2 separate regions of the Mus musculus genome follow, and region 1 is linked to region 2. The links are chromatin loops, found by intact Hi-C in ENCODE. Cell type or tissue: left cerebral cortex. All regions are shown on one strand.

Region 1 (5,000 bases), 670 kb after region 2:
AACTATTGATTTAGCCATGCATACAGTGAACTGCTGAGCCCTTTGAGCCCTGGAATCACCAAAGAAAACAGCCATATTCATAAAATGGAATAAATTAAAAATCGATTTGTCCATCTGCATCTTGGTGCAAGCACTGAGGGGAAAAAAAAAATCACCATGTGTGAGAATTTACTGTGTGTGGGTTTAAATTCAATGTTTGATCTCTATCCAGGAGACAGCGTATTTATAAGGATAGGTAACTCATTGGGAAAATGCTTATTGTATAAGTATAAATAAAAGCAAATTGGCAGTAAGTGTAGAAGGATCAAAGTGTAGGATCAAAGACAGGCTAGATTACTGGAGTTAAGAGATAGACCCAAGATATAGATAGAACCAAGCCTGCATTTCTTCCCTGTATGCATTTCAGCACTATGTAAAAAGATGTAAATGAAAAATTCATGAATTTTAACATGCCTGAGTCTAATGTAAGTTTGAATGAATTTCCTGTAACCAAAATTCATACTATATTCAAATGTAAGTGTCTCATATAACTATTTGAACTCTCGAGATATGAATTCTAGGTGCAGATTAATACAGTTCCAAAGGAACGTATGTATTATAATCATATAATCAGCAGCCATATGTATTATAATCAGTCAACAGATTCTATTTGGTCATTTCTCCAGCAGTTTAAATTGCTTGCTTGCTTCTAAAGAAAGCAGTTTGTCTAGTTACACACAGTTCTAACACTTGAAGGGAGACTCCCAAAACCCAGATTAGGAATGAATTTTGAGCTGCTTAGTGGCAGCACACATCTTTTATCCCAGTACTTGAGAAGCAGAGTTAGGCTGATCTCTGAGTTAGAGGCCAGCTTGGTCTACAGAGTGAGTTCCAGGATAGCCAGAGCTATACAGAGAAACCCTGTCTCCAAAAAAAAAAAGAAAGAAAGAGAGAGAGAGAGAGAGAGAGAGAGAGAGAGAGAGAAAGAGAAGAAAAGAATAAAGAAAAGAAGCAATCAGTCCTGTAGCTGCTCAAAGAGGGATGGGAGTTGGGCTGGTGAGATGGTTCAGTGAGTAAGAGCACCCGACTGTTCTTCCGAAGGTCAGGAGTTCAATTCCCAGCAACCACATGGTGGCTCACAACCATCCGTAATGAGATCTGACTCCCTCTTCTGGAGTGTCTGAGGACAGCTACAGTATACTTACATATAATAAATAAATACTTACATATATACTTACATATAATACATATAAATACATATAAAATATACTTACATATAATAAATAAATAAATTTTAAAAGAAAAGAAAATTCTGAGACCTAGTTTAATAAGTAAATAAATCAAAACTTGGAAGTTCTAGTAATTGCCAAGTAGATCCTAGCAAGTCAATGTTTGGCTCAATAAAATTCTTTACAAAAATATTTAAAATTACCAAAAGGCACTGGAGAGCAAGACAAGAGGGAAGAGAGCAGTGGTTCTCAGCCTTCCTAACCCTTTAACACAGTTCCTCATGCTGTGGTGACCTCCAGCCATACAGTACTTCATTGTTACTTCATAACCATGTCTTTGCTACTATTATTAGTTGTAAATATCCGTGTTTTCCAGTGGTCTTGGGCAACCCCTAGGAGGGGGTCATTTGACCCACTCAGGGGTCAGGACTCACATGTTGAGAACCACTGGTCTCCCTTGGAGGAAGGAAAGGGCCGTTCTCCAGCTTCCTATAAAACTGTCATGTAGTCTGAGGGAACATTCCAGTGTCATATGAGACTATTAAAATTTAAATAGAGAAGTCGGGAGCCGGCTCAGTGGGTGAACCCCTAGTGAGGCCCTGAGTTTGGATCCCTAGAGTCCATGTGAAGCCCACAGGCTCACATCTGCAATTCTGGAGCTCCTAGGTCAACAAGAGGGCCTGTCTCAAACAAGGTGAACGGCTAGAGCCCACAGCCCAGTCCGTGCTCTGACCTCCAAACACGCACTGTGACACACATGTGCACACATACTGTTATGTATTTTCTGATGGACATAGAAAAGTGAATGGTGGTGCACGCCTCTCATCCCAGCACTCTGGGCAGATTCAGGTGGACCTCTGGGAGTTCAAGCGCAGCTTGGTCTGTACAGAAAACTGTAGGCCAGCCAAGACAACATAGGGAGACCCTGTGCCTTAGGATTTCAGTTGCTGCAATGAAACACCGTGACTAAAAACTAGTTGGGGAGGAAAGGGTGTATTTGGCTTACACCTGCACATCGGTAGTCAATCACTGAAGAAAGTCAGGCCAGTAACTCCCACAGGGCAGGAACCTGGAGGGCAGGGCTGGAGCTGATGCAGAGGCCGTGGAGGGGTGCTGGCTTCCTTCCCAGACAGCTTTCTAATAGGACTTAGGACCATCAGCCCAGGGATAACACCATCCACAATGGGCTGGGCCCTCCCCCATCAATCACTAAATAAGACAATGCCCTCCAGACTGATCTTTTGAAGGCATTTTCTCAACAGAGGCTCCCTCCTAACTGACGACTCTAGCTTGTGTCAAGTTGATATCAAACTAGCCAGTATCAAACTAGCATGGCATGGCATCCACATCCGTACCCAGTAGGGACTGAAGGATGCTGAAAGGACCTGGAGGCCAGATATGCTTTGATATGTTAAATAGGCGCCTCAGCCTTGGCCCTGATTTGAAACTTAGCAGGAAGGGACAGGGCACAGTCACAATTTGAACGGAGCAAAACCAAACTTCAACTGTGTAACTGCAGTGTCCAGTGTCTGGGAGTCACTCAAGATCTTCTGGGCTCCTCCAGGGCTTGGGCCACTTCTCTGGATCCACCCTCTGCAGCTCACGCAGCCCGTCTCCTAGGCTTTGGATAGCTCCCCTCCACTGCTGCTGCTGTTCTCGGTGGTCATCCCATGGTACTGGCATCTCCAAAACGCTGGGATCTGGTGCTGTAGTCAGACATCGACTGAACACTGAAGGCGGGTCTTCACTTCCTAATAAAAGTCTATTTTCCTGTGCTAGAAAGATGACTCAGCGGTTAAGGGCACTTATGACTCTCGCAGAGGGGCCTCTGTTTGATTCCCAGTACCCACAAGGTGGCGCACAACCATCTGCAGTATGAATACCTGAAAGAAAAAGAAATCTAAAAAACCTCTTGAAAGGTCAACTATCTTGGTGTAAGTGAAAACTATTTTGATATTACAAATAGCATTGATTGGGGGTAGACGTTGTTTTACATAAACAGAAATAAGTTTGAGGCCAACCTGGATTACTTGAGAACATATGTCAAAACAAATAAAGTACTTATACTACTGTCATATTTCTGCCCAACACTTTTTCTACTGTGTATCTTTTTATAATTAAATTTACAACGTATATATTAATTTGCATTTAAATGATGGGTAAATAAAATTCCATCATTTGAAAACAGTCCTGTCCTTGGTTATTCGGATTGGTTTTAGACTTTTTCTTAAATATAAGGGTTAAATGGCCATCTCATGCTTATCAATTTTTCTCTAGTTTTAAAAAATATTTCCTTAGTAGACGACCCTTGGGAGAAGACAACTAGGTAGGCGCTCTAATCGCCGGTGGGCTCTTCTCTTCTGCATTCCAGTTTGCACCAAAACCGATTGCTTCCCTTAGCGCCTTTTGTTTTCTCACTGTGGGATTTCCTATTTTTCTGCAGTGGCACTGACAGTCAGCACAATGGCCCCTGCGGTTCTAAGCCACAGTTCTACTTAAAAGAGAAACCCTAAATTTGCATCTGGACTTCTGCTGCGGTAAGTTACCGAAAGCTAAGTAAAGGAAACCCAGGAAAAGTGAGAGTCAGGACGCTAGCTTGTCGGAACACCTTCCCCACCTTCGGTCGAGACTGGGTCTCTTCCTGGCAAGAGGGGATACTTTGACAAAGGGAACAAAGGACAGGCTGGGCGCTTGCCCGGTCCTGTGACGAAATAGCAGGTTTCAGTCCGGCACCTTCCCGTCCCCTTCCTTTCCCATTATTACTTCGCGTGGTTTTATAAATACCCACACCCAGCTTCGTTTTCCTCAAGCACAGGACGTACACTCTTGAAGTTTTTCCTTTAGCTTTGACTCCATCGCCATGAGATTTAAACTCTGAGAAAAGTTTATAACTAGGTGGCTTAACGGGGCGCTGCGCAGGCCTTTAATCCCAGCGCTTGGGAGGGTAGAATTCAAATGGGATCTCTGAATTCAAGTGACAGCCAGGGGTACATAGAGAAACCCTGCCTCGAGAAAAAAAAAAAAAAAGACAGACTTGCCACACAAGGATGAGGGTGTCAGTTCTAGGCCCCAAAATCCACTTAAAATGTTGGACCTGACCAACACTTTATCGGATGGAAAACTGAGGCTGCCGGTCTTGCTGGCCTCACCTAGCTCCGGGCTCAGTGAAAGACCCTGTCTCACAGAGGTCTATATGGTGGAGTGTGGCAAAGCAGACCACCCAATGTCCTCTAGACACGTGCAACAGCACACATACATACACATACACCGCACATATTCATACACACACACACTGTTGAGGCAAACTGCATCTTGTGTTCTGATTTAGCAACAGATATCACGTGATATAATGTGGAGAGATAACAGTGGATATATTGTACTTGTGTTTTATAAAAAGATAAGGCAAGAAGAAATGTGTTTGGTGGCTGTGCGGTGGGGTGCCTCTGCGGGCCCATGCTGAGCCATCCCTTCCCCGTGAGGGACTAGCCACACGACAAGGGCGTTATAGTATAGAATAGAGTTTATTCAGGGCAATGGGGAAGGGAGTTGAGGAAGTAGAGTTAGAGAAAGGCAGAGAGAGAGAGAAAGGAGTAGAGGCGGGCCATGAGCACGTGGGGAGAGAGTGGAGAGGGTAATGGGGGGGGGGGGCGAGCAGGAGCAAGAGGACAGAGCAAGAAAGAGCAGCCCCTTTTATAATGAGCCAGGCACACGCAGCTGTTGCCAGGTAACTGTGGGGCGGAGCCTAGACTACACGCCCACAGTTCTTCCAAAGGACCTGAGTTTAGTTGCCAG
Region 2 (5,000 bases):
AAAGGACAACATTTAATTGGGGCTGGCTTACAGGTTCAGAGGTTCAGTCCATCATCATCAAGGTGGGAACATGGCAGTCCAGGCAGGCGTGGTGCAGGAGATGCTGAGAGTTCTACATCTTCATCTGAAGGCTACTAGAAGACTGGCTTCCAGGCAGCTAGCGCTAGGATATTAAAGCCCACACCTACAGTGACACACCTACTCCAACAGGACCGCACCTCCTAATAGTGGCACTCCCTGACCCAAGTATATACAAACCATCACAGTGGGTGTTATGACAGAGGGTGGACACTCTTAAGGGCCTCAAACTCAAGTCAAGCAGATGGGGTGGACAGAACTCACGTAGTTCTGTGGGTGGAGCCAGACACTTCTCATTTCCTTGAATGCTTACCCCTGGTCCCAGTGACACGGCCTGATCCAGTCTCCCAGCTTCTGTCCTAGCCTTTCTCAATTCACTCCATACAGTTTCGAGGAAATCTCTCAGGCTACTGGATGGGAAGGCAGCTGTTTCTGCTTTTACGGATGTGAGGAATGCAACCATCCTGGGGTCTCTGTGGAGTGGGGGAGGCAGATAACTCAGCACAATCAGAAACTAAACTTCAATCTCAAGACAGAAAGGGTGAGGACAGAGTCGAGGGTTGAATTTCTCTCATGTCTAAGAGATTAGGAACAAGTTTTCCCTGGCCAAACATCCACCAACCCACAAAGTCTCAGGCAGTGTCTTCCTCGAAGGAGAATCATTGGATGTCTCCCTTTATATGTAGAATAAAGCTATGCATCCACATAGTGGCTCGTCACTCTGTCAGCCTCTCTCATAGTGTCTCCCTTGTTTCCTACCCTGCCAGACTCTCCTTGTCTTTCAATGTGCTGAGCTCTCTTTCCTCCAAGGAAGACGTTTTTCCCTACTTGATTTCAGTGTGGCAGCCTCAGGAGCATCGCAAGATGGCCACTGGGGTGTGATCCCTGTCTTCTAAGATACCTCCTCAGACATGTGAAGCTGCACCCTAGTGTGGGTTCTTAACGTCTCAGCTCTACTTGCTGAGTTTGTCTTCCCGGGTAATTTACATCTTTTTGACTGTTATCTCAATCCACTGGTCTCTCTTGCTTACTGCTTCATTGCAGAACCTCAAAATGTACCTAGTACATGGGTAGGTTAGAAGAAAATCACTGGGGTGTAATGTCGATGGCTCAATCTGCAAAGCACTTGTCGCGTAAGCACAAGAAACTGAATTTAAGACTTTTAAAAAGAGTCAGAAAACCTTACCTAGATGGGTCAGATGTCACTCAGGGATGGTGGTCTGTCTTGCTGACTATAACTATGTTTGAATCCCCCAACCCTAACCCTTTAGTATGAAGACAGGCACAGACCATGTTTATGATAACGCCAGAATTTTCTTTAAGAAAATATTTCAGCATGGGAAGAAAGACATGTGGAGTCGGGACACAATGGTGTGTCCTGTAGCTATCACTGTGTAAGAGGAATCTGGGAGCTGAGGATGTGAATCACACTCTACCCTGCCCAGGACTCACCTTGCTACATGCCATGTCTCCTGTTCTCTCCTGTTAGCTTCCTTGATGTAGCCTGAACAGCCCTTCCAGGGAGCGCCTTCCAGGAAGTGTGTCTATACTAGGACCGTTTCTTCCCAGCTTGGCTACCAAAAGGAGACTCAGCATGAGTAACTCACAGACAAGGCTTTACCCCAGCCAGCCTGGATCCCAGAGCATCTGTCACTGTGGTCATGGGTGGGACACTGTCCTTGGACCAGTTAAGACTAGGTGCAAATACTTTGCCCCTCATCTCAGCCCAAGGTGGCCCTACAAGGCACTGAGTGTACCCCGGGTGAGATGTGAGAGGAATATCCCAGGGAGTAGTCGGAAGTACTTCAAGAGGGAGAAACTGTGTTGGAGACCAGTGCTCACCACAGTGACCATACAGGGTTGGGGTAAAGAGAAGTTGGTGACCTAACCAAGAACAGGAATGAAAGCAAGGAAGGAAAGGAGCGATGGAGTGAAAAATGATAAAATATAAATATGAATTTAAAGTCCTGGAAAAGAGAGCAAAGTCCAGTAAGGACCAGCGTGCTTGGTGGTGGTCTGTGAGAATGAAGACTCAGAAAAAATGACCAGTAAAATCTTCATCCTGTCCTACGTGGCTTCCAGAGCCATCGGTGTCAGAATTCCTGAAATGTTTAGTATAGTCCAAAGCAGATCTAAGAATGCCATGGAGCTTGGAGAGTGTTCAAGACACACAACGAAAAGGCTAGCGTGTTGCTTGGCACACCAGTACGCCTACATCTGGCTATCATTGAGGGTAGCAGAGATTATCTTTACCACCACTAGAGGGCAGTGTCAGGCCAGGCATTTCTCAGGTCCTAGGCAGGCGTTTTCTCAGCTGTGTTGGATGTTCTTTGGTCAATTACTTGGTCAATTATTGAGTCTAGCCGGCACTCCTTGCGATCCTTTTAGCTTCACCTGACTGTCCAGAGTAAAGTGTGGGTAGTAATGTCTCTTTGATTTGTCTTTAAGGAGATGGGAAAGTAAATAACACATAAAAAATACACAGCCCATCACCAACCCTTCCCAGACACCGTTTAAAGGGGCCGCACTGCTCAATAAGGCTGTCCTTTCACGGAGATGTAGCTATCCACATGCATTTACCAGTGGCCTGTGTTACCCCGGGCACTGACCAATCACCATTTAAGCTTGGCGGAAGGCTTGATGGTGTCCAACTTTCAAATAAGGAATCAGGGCAGAGGGTGTATGTCAGTGGCAGAGTCATTGCTTGAGCAAGGTCCTGGGTTCCTCAGAACTTAAAAAACGGGAGGCGGGGGTAACGGAAACGAAAAGCAGAGAAGAGAAACAAAACCCAAAAAGCATCGCAGAAGGGAAAACTGAAGCTTGGTGAAGCTTGGTGGGTCAAGTTCACAGATTGGAAAACTAAAGCCCGGTGAAGCTCAGTGGGTCAAGTGAGGTCCAGGGCTGGTGGGGAGTAGGGCTGGAATGTCAGCTTTCGCCTGTCGTCATCCAAAAGGATTGTAAGGCCACAACTCACTCACAGGTCCCGAACTCCTGTTCTCACATTTCCTGGTGCTGCCTGCTTGGCTAACTTAAAACATCAATAAAACACACCAACACACACAGAGACACACCCACATGCACGCACACACACATACACACACACACACACACACACACACACACAAGTGGAATGGAGCCCTTGAACTGAAATTATCAGTGCAACAAAGAGATTCTTCTCACAGCTAGCAGAGTGCTGAGTTGCTCATTGAGTGTAGTCTTTCTTCCCTGAGGCAAATTATCTTTCAGCACAGCACCCAAGAAGCACAATACACCCAAATTGTTAAGCAGGACCTGTGTCTATTCCAGGTTCACCTGTTTATAGTCTGATCACTGACTGGGACATTTAAGCTGTGGCTATAATAGCGACATTAGCTACAGGAGAGCTGTTCACCCCTGACTACAGAAAGAGACTGGTCTGACTTAATGGGAGTGTCTGGACTGAGGCTGTGAGCTTAGGTAGGCCAGCAAAATCTAGCATCAACAAACTAAATGACTCACACTGGCAAAAACTGAGCTTCCAATGGGCCAATGAAATGGCTGAGAGTATCTGCCGCTAAGCCTAGTCACTTGAGTTCAATCCCTGGGCCTAACATGGTGGAAGGAAAGAACTGACTCTAGCAAGTTGTCCTCTGACTGCCACATGTGCCTCATGTATACACACACACACACACACACACACACACACACACACACTCACACACATATATATACACACACACATACACAGGCATACACACATACACTCTCACATACATATCTACACACACACACACATATACTGTCACACACATACACTTACACACATGCACACACACACACACACACCCAATAAAGATGATCAAGGAACTTTCTTTAAAAGTATGTAGGATATAACAAATCTGGATGATAACTAAAGCTCTGCATGCTTTTATTTAACAATATATCAGAAGCCCAGGATCTGGAGACTTGCTCTAAAGCTGCAGTCCCCTGATCCAACCACGCAGGGAAAATGAGGAAATCAGCCCAAATCCAGGCAGCACTGTTTCCCTCAGCATGCTAAAAATGCTCAGCATTCACGAGGCCCTGGTCAGTGTCCTCCCCAAATCACCAGAAACAGCTAACCAAGACTGATCTTTGTTTCCGCACACCCTGCCTGGGCATTAAAAGCAAGTTAACACAAGAAACAGTTATCCTTCTCGCAGGGGCGTGATAGAGTGCTCCAACAGCTATAGAGACACTACCGTCTTCACCTCGGAGAGGTGACATCAGTAGGTAGAGACTTTGGGGATGATCAGGCGAGGAAGGCAAAGCTCTCATAGTGTTCTCATGAAAGAAAGAAAGGACCAAGAGAGATCCCCACTCCGGTCCCCAGTGCCACCTCCCCTGCACGCTCTTTCCTCTGTGAGATTGGTGTAGGAACATTGTGAGTGCCCACCTTCTCTGCACCCTGAATCTGTTGCCTCCGCTCCTGAATTTCTTAGCCACCGTAACTGTGAGAGATACATTTCTGCTGTTTTTCTTTGTTTATTTTTATTCGCTTTACATCCTGATCTCAGCCCCCTTCCTCCCCTCCTCCCAGTTCCACCCTTAAAATTCCCTCCCCACACTGCCCCTTCTCCTTCTCCTCAGAGACGGGAAGCCCACCTTAGGTACCACCCCATCCTGGGGGCATGAAATCCCAGCAGGTCTAGGCACATTCTCTCCCACTGAGACCCAACTAGGCAGGCCAAGTAGAGGGGGAAGGGGATCCAATGGCAGGGAACAGATACTGAGACAGCCCCTGCTCTACTTGCTAGGGGACCCACATGGAGAGCAAGCTATACATTTGCCACACATGTGTGGAGAGTCTAGGTCTAGCTCCTGTATGCTAACTGGTTGGTGGCCCAGGCTCTGTGACCCTTCATGGTTTGGTCCCAGGTTAGTTAGTTCTGTGGGTCTTCCTG

Evidence for each region. A loop is a pair of places that touch in the nucleus more often than their neighbours do. Peaks named below come from ENCODE experiments on the same cell type or tissue, not always from the same donor. Only the 100,000 strongest peaks of a DNase experiment are listed, where the experiment ranks them.
Region 1: a loop joins it to region 2, with 4 times the contacts of the local background. A loop is called at or near these places in 8 of 42 quality-filtered maps.

Annotation. Positions count from the first base shown.
Region 1 is chr8:47,687,089-47,692,088 of GRCm38, forward strand. Gm31692 (a long non-coding RNA gene) reads right to left here. Exons shown (of 6, transcript XR_003947547.1): 2 at 1,412-3,091. Gm31638 (a long non-coding RNA gene) reads left to right here. Exons shown (of 3, transcript XR_378945.3): 2 at 3,652-3,745. Among named protein-coding and RNA genes, the nearest start is that of Gm31638, 5.0 kb to the left of the region's middle. In left cerebral cortex, a CTCF peak has its summit at 3,053 (motif pointing right); no DNase peak of the experiment used is centred here; H3K4me3 peaks cover 516 bases; H3K27ac peaks cover 360 bases.
Region 2 is chr8:47,014,128-47,019,127 of GRCm38, forward strand. All of the region lies in intron 1 of Enpp6 (ectonucleotide pyrophosphatase/phosphodiesterase 6), which reads left to right. Among named protein-coding and RNA genes, the nearest start is that of Enpp6, 30 kb to the left of the region's middle. In left cerebral cortex, a CTCF peak has its summit at 2,334 (motif pointing right); a DNase peak (open chromatin) is centred at 2,338.